2 separate regions of the Homo sapiens genome follow, and region 2 is linked to region 1. A link is a contact called in ENCODE Hi-C or POLR2A ChIA-PET data. All regions are on one chromosome and are shown on one strand. The core of a region is the stretch at or near the end of the contact, and the rest is flanking DNA. Distances in the headings are between cores, read along the strand shown.

Region 1 (3,445 bases), core at 608-3,107:
AATGGGCAGTATGTGTAATTGCACATACCTCAAATATACACATATACATTCACACACTCACACACACTCCCTGTGTGTTAGTGCTGTTAACCAAATACTTCTGCTTATCCTTCCTGCACATAGCAGGATTGTACTTATTGCACTTCCCTGCCCCCTTGTAACTTTCTTTGGCCAGTGAGATGACAGCAGGAGTGATGTGTGTCACTTCCAGGGAAAAGCTTTAAGAGCCAGTGCTAGATTTGCCCCATTCTTGTTTCCTGCCTTCAGGGTTGAGGAGATGCATGTCCAGTTGCAGCAGCCTGGATGCCCGAGTGATTACGGGAAACAGAGCTCCTAATGACTCATAATGGACACGTTTTGTGATTGAGAAATACACTTTTGTTATGTAAAGCCACTGTGATTTGGGGATTGTCTATTACTCCAGCACAATCTAACTGATCCTGACTGATACACCCTGTCAACCAAGGCTCAGGGGCACCAAGGCCTTTATCCCTGTTGGGTATTCCTTCCATTATGATGGGTACCCTTGCATTCTCCTTGCAAGTAATGAAGCCTATTTGATTCAAAAAATTCAAAATGCAGTCACAAAACTAGTTATAAAACATGAGGACATTTGCGGGGCTATTGAAAAACGTAGTAGCCGGGCGCGGTGGCTCACTCATGTAATCCCAGCAGTTTGGGAGGTCGAGGTGGGTGGATCATGAGGTCAGGAGTTCAAGACCAGTCTCTACTAAAACTACAAAAATTAGCTGGGCGCGGTGGCAGGTGCCTGTAATCCCAGCTACTCGAGAGTCTGAGGCAGGAGAATCATTTGAACCTGGGCAGCAGAGGTTACAGTGAGCCCAGATCGCGCCACTGCACTTCAGCCTGGGTGACAAGAGTGAGACTCCATCTCAAAGAAAAAAAAAAAACCAAAACCCAAAACCAAAACAAAACAAAAAACCCAAAAACGCATAGCATAGATATCCTACACGTGTCACACTCACCAATGCAGGTCCACAAGCAACCCACTAATGAACCTCCCTTTCCCTGAGAGCAAAATGCCAGCTTCTGCCTGGTATCAGCTCTAGCATTCGTGGGCTAATTTCAGAGGTCCTGGATTGTAGGTCCTGGATTCTGACATGTAGTAGTGAATGACCTTGGACAAATTACCTCACTGAGCGCCAGTTCTCTTATCTGTAAAATGGTGATGATAATAAAAACTATGTCATAGATAAGGAAAGTTAACATTTGCACATTTGTTGTATTTGCCACTCTGTGCAGACAGAAGGATAATGTGTGTGGAAGTGCTTTGAAAAGGGAAAGATCTATGCAAATATTAGTTGATAATATTTTTAGCCAATACATGACCAAAGAAGTAATACATCCAAAATCAAATAAACCTCCCAATACCTTCAGTCTTTAAAACCAAGCCCAGGTATGGATATCGGGATGTATTTACATTTCTGCAAAAGGTCCCCATACGCAAATCTCATTCTTAAATAAGGACAAATTACTCATTAGCTGAAGAGGAGAGAGGTCAAGTACCTGAGGAGGTTAGTCACATCAATCACCTGAGAGTTCAGCAGCATCCAACAGTGTTAGTTCCACGTGTTAACTTCCTGAAGAACCACAGGCTTGCACATCCAATTATGCTTCCTGTCCCTTTCCTCCCCCGTGCGGAATCAACTTCAGCTCATCAATGGGGTAGGAAAGCCTCCTTATTTCGCACCCTCCATGCTCCAGGCATCCAGGGAAATGCCCCTGCCACCCCTATCTCCCTTGAGTTCTTAGGGCTTCCTCCTCTAGCAAGGAGATTTCCCTTTCTAGTCCCGGGGGCAGCGGCACAGCCCGGCTCTGACCTCGCGGGAGCAGTCGCCTAAAAGAGGCTCCGCCCTTGGCCGCTTGGGGTGGCGCCCGCCAAACCCGCTCCTAAAAGGAGCCTCTCTCCCTCTGTCTGCTCTAAGCGCCTTGGGGGCCTAATCGCAGTCTCCACCTGGGTGCTGAACTTCCTTCTCCCCCGCTTGCTGTAGTCCAGTGCTGCTCTAACTTGACTTCACCTGACGGACTAATTAAAACAGATTGCTGGGCCCGCCCCCAGGGTTTCTGATTCAGTGGGGTTAGGATGGGGCCGAGAGCTTGCATTTCTAGCCAGTTCCCAGGAGATGGTGATGCTGCTGGTGCCGGGGCTCTCTTGGCGGAACCACTGCGTCTAGGCTAATGCAGCCCCAGGAAGGGCTCGCCCTATCCCTACGCCCACCCCCGCTGCTCTCCTGCCCTGAGCGCAATGTGAATGGGAATAGCCGCAGCAGCCCAGGAGGCTGGAGAACCAGAAGGCAGGACCTGAGGAGTTTAGGCTGTTTTATCTTGGGCGCCCCTGACCAGTTTGTGCAAGTCGTAAAGAAAGCAGGAAAGAAGCCTATGGGTCTTCAGTGTTACTGGGGTCTGTCATTCATTAGGGTCTACTCACCTCGTCTCTTCATTCAACACAGTGGTTGGTTGCTAGGTCTAGGGTTATGAGGTGAAAGACAGCGTGCTACCCTTCCAGGAGTTTGTAGTAACTGGGAAAGAAACATGCAAACCATTCCAGTGCCCAGCGCCGATGAGATAACTGTTCCTAGGCAGGGAGAGTCAAACTTCTGTGGAGGGAGAGTGGGTGGGGCTCTGGAATCATCTGAGCAGCTGGAGGTTTCATGGAACTGGCACTTATGACTTGCAGGATGAGTGGGAATTTGGCAGGTACAAGGGGTAGCTGAGAAGGGGTGGGGTGGGAAGGGTTTTTCCCCAGGCAGAAGGAATGAGCAACAGGACTGCCGAAGTGTAAGGTTCCAGAGGCCGGGAAGATATGACAGGCAGCTCTCTAGCCTGGCTGGGTTCCCTCCAACCTCTCTGGCGGCGCCTTCTCAGCTCCTGTCCCTCATGGGCTGGTATTCCCTGGGGCTCTGTCCTGGCAGCCTTTCCCTCTCACACTCCATATCCACCCTGGATGAGCTCCTCCACAACTGAGGCCTCGCTGTCTGCTCACTGATGGGGCCCAAATCTCAAACCCAGGCCTCACCCCCTCAGTTGCACACTCACTTTCACACGAATGTCTCCATCCCCAGGCATCCTTCCTTCTGCATTTTGTCACAGTGAATGGCACCAGCATTCACCCAGTTACCTAAACGAGAGGGCTTTATGAAATGACCCTCTCATAGATTGCTGGCAAAGAGTAAATGACACAGTAACTTGCTGGTGCCATTTACCCAGACAGAATACAAGAGGATGGCTGCTGGGCTCCTCTGAAAGTCCACAACTTACTAGCTGAGTGATCCTGGGCAAGTTATTTAATCTGTTTTCTTATCCATAAAATGGGTTTGATGATAGTACCTACCTCACAAGGTTGTCATATGGATTAAACAATATTAGTTGTTGTCATTCATTGAGCCCTATATTAAGTCTTTTACTTGGATTCCCTTGAAGATGG
Region 2 (3,445 bases), core at 460-2,959, 200 kb before region 1:
TGTTAGCCAAATTGTATGTTAGCCTTGTTTCCTTGCACAAAATAAGACTTTTTGAAAATGGGAATCATAGCCCGCACAACATGTCCTCTCTCCTCTCTGCTTTGCATTTCGCCACTCCACTTATTAAACCCCACCAAGTAACGACCTATACCGTCCTTCTCTCCTGTTTCCCCATCATAAAAACGAACACAAGCCAACACAACAGTACAACTCAAATAAGGCCTATATAAAACCGGAGATACCCAGAACTTCTGTATCCCTGTTAAACTTGGCCCAGTACCAGATACTAAAGTGCCATTAATACAAACATATTCACTGAAATAATTTAAATTCAATTATTTCACTTCACGCTTTTAGTTTTCATACGACTGATGCCATAAAGTTCAATTAGTAGGAAACTTCAAGTTCATATTTTAAGAGAAAACCTGCTAGAAGAGGGACTGTGAACTTCACTTAATAATGCTAGGAACTGGCCGGGCGCGGTGGCTCACGTCTGTTAATCCCGGCAATTTGGGAGGCTGAGGCAGGTGGATCACCTGAGGTCAGGAGTTCGAGACCAGCCTGACCCACATGGTGAAACCCCATCTCTACTAAAAATACAAAAAAAATTAGCCGGGTGTGGTGGCGGGCGCCTGTAATCCCAGCAACTTGGGCGGCTGAGGGAGGAGAATCGCTTGAATCCGGGAGGCGGAGGTTGCAGTGAGCCGAGATTGGACCATTGCACTCCAGCCTGGCGGAGAAGAGCAAAAATCCATCCCAAAAACAAAAACAAAAAAACGGATTGGAAGAAAACAAACAGGAGATTCACTAATTAGAACCCCACTGCAATAAGTCAGGCAAGACCTGTATTAGGGTACTGACAGAAAGTGACAGTCAAAAGATAGTAGATAAAATGAAGAGGATTTATTGAGGTATGAGATGGTGGAGGATGGTCTCAAGGAGTAAAAACAGTTCAATGCACCTACGTGCAAAGTCTCAAAATTAATCATTTGTACGTATAAAGGAGTTATCTTTCAAATGAGGCCTGTTAGGAAGTAACAAAGTATGCTCTTTGTGATTTCTGGAAACAATACAAACCAACTTTCCATGTGAGATCTCAGGGCGCTACTACTGCTGGGTTCCTAACTCAAACCATTACACTTTCCGTGCCAACGTAACAAGGAATTGAGGAGGTTCCATTTTGGGAATTAAGGAGTGTCCCCAACAGTAACAGTCCCACCTTAAAGCAATCCTTCCGTATTTTACCTAAGAGCAATGGCCAGAACCTCCCTTTTACAAGAATATGGAGAAATCACAGGACATCACAGACATCGCCCCTTTCAGCTACAGCGGGTGGCGCAGAGGGTCAAAGCCTCAAAGCAAGCGGCGGACAAGTCAAGCTTGCGATGGCAACGGCGAGAGGCAGAGACCACAAACGATGAAGCCCAGACCCAGAAGCCACGAGCTGGAAAGGCCACGCCAAGGGACCAAGACATACTACCTTTCGGGGATGTGGTTTCCGCCCTTCTTCTTGGCTGAGGAGCGTCCTGAAAAGTCGCGTCTCCGGCCCCAGCCACTGCGGGGATGATGCCACTGGCTCATGTGGGTCCCAAGAAGCCGCCCACCCAATGCCAAGTCGGCCAAAAGCGCCAGTCCGGCGCCCTCAATGCCAGGATAAGACCCTAAACAGGAAAAGACTCGGCAGCCACCTACGCCGCGCTCCAGCGTCTCGCTATTGCGCATGTGCCACCGCCGGTCGTGATGGCGTAGCCACGCTGGCTTACTGAGACTCCTGATCTGTAAACAGGACTTTGGTGGCTACAGCGCCCTCTTTAGCCAGAGGCCAGTAGCACAGGTCAATAAGGGCGTGTATGCACCCTTCAGAATTCAAACAGTGAGGCACAGGGAAGTCCCTCTGCCCGATCCGCCCCACGCCCCGGTTCCTTGTGTGTTCTTCTAGATATTTACCAGCGCTTACATTCACATTTTGCATATTTTGTATACATATTTACTTTCACATATATGTATATCCTCTATTTTTATACAAAAGGAGTAACTGTACATATTCTACAGTATACCTTAAACACTGATTATCCCAGTCAATTTATGCATACATAGATTCTATTTTTAATGGCTATAGGCAATTTACTTGCTTATGAGTAACATAATTAAAAGTACCATAACGTATTTAGCCAGTTCAATATTAATGGACCTTTAGTTGTTTTCAGGTTCTTTTCAAATCTTGTTACAGACAATGCTGCAATGTGAACATCCTTATACATATATACAACTATATCTAAATTCCTAGAAGTAGAATGTCTGGAATGAAACACATACAAACTTAAAATTTGGAAAGATACTACCTAATTACCCTCCAAAAATAATGTAGAAACATACACTCCCATCAAAGCCAAACTTTTATTGGGTTCCTATCACATACCAGGTATCATGCTAGAGGTGGACAGAATGTATTTAAGTTTTAGCAAATACAAAAAATAACTGAGAGTGGAGCTCAAGTCCAAGGTTTCCACACAGTCTCAAGCATAAAGATCTGTACCCGTTAGAAAAACGTTCAATTCTGCTAAAAGTGGAACTACAAAGGACAGCATACCCTATAGCAGCTTTGAAAATAGAATAGAGTACTAAATTCCAGATTAAACTGTAAGTAATTATGATTGCAGACTTTTTTTTTTTTTTTTTGAGACCCAGTCTCACTCTGCCACCAGGCTGGAGTGCAGTGGTGCCATCTCAGCTCACTGCAACCTCCGCCTCCCGGGTTCAAGCAATTCTCCCTGCCTCAACCTCCTGAGTAGCTGGGACTACAGGTGCATGCCACGACTCCCAGCCAATTTTTTGTATTTTAGTAGAGACAGGGTTTCTCCATGTTGGCCAGGATGGTCTCGATGTCTTGACCTCATGATCAGCACTCCTCGACCTCCGAAAGTGCTGGGATTACAGGCTTGAGCCACCGCACCTGGCCAATGGCAGATTTTTGAAAGTAATTTTTACTTCTTAGTTTCTAATTTATGAAAGTAACTTACATATATTTTTAGTAATCTTTGCAACCATTTCAGAGCTGGGTAAACCAAGGATAAGAAAGGTCAGAGCTATTGAATAAATGAATATTAATAAAGCTAGACTGCTAGCTTTATTAACATTTTTGAGACAGTACTTTTCCAACCAGTTTTAAATACATAAACATTTACAATTCTGAAAATTTCCACATCATTAAAAATGTGTCAATATTCATAAATTGTTCATTGGAAAAAGAAAAAGACAGGATAGCAGAACATAACAAACCTACAATTAGGAACATTTAATTATTTGTTGTTGTTGTTGTTGAGATGGAGTCTCTCTCTGTCACCCAGGCTAGAGTGCAGTGGCGCGATCTCAGCTCACTGCAACCTCTGCCTCCTGGGTTCAAGCAATTCTCCTGCCTCAGCCTCTTGAGTAGCTGCGACTACAG

The links. A loop is a pair of places that touch in the nucleus more often than their neighbours do. ChIA-PET counts read pairs that join two places held with the same protein, here RNA polymerase II (POLR2A). Pooled maps may share reads with other maps.
Region 2: a loop to region 1 is called in a pooled map, with 4 times the contacts of the local background. The contact joins the promoter of DUSP11 here to the promoter of DGUOK-AS1 in region 1. A Hi-C loop is called at or near these places in 6 of 50 pooled maps. POLR2A ChIA-PET finds 5 or more read pairs at or near these places in 4 of 52 experiments (A673, MCF 10A, T-cell and 1 more).

Annotation. Positions count from the first base shown.
Region 1 is chr2:73,979,582-73,983,026 of GRCh38, forward strand. It overlaps DGUOK-AS1 (DGUOK antisense RNA 1), which reads right to left and starts at 1,858. Exons shown (of 2, transcript NR_104030.1): 1 at 1,554-1,858.
Region 2 is chr2:73,778,394-73,781,838 of GRCh38, forward strand. DUSP11 (dual specificity phosphatase 11) reads right to left here and starts at 1,710. Exons shown (of 9, transcript NM_003584.3): 1 at 1,481-1,710. The coding sequence starts at 1,581. RefSeq lists enhancers at 1,202-1,351, 1,482-1,531, 1,612-1,681.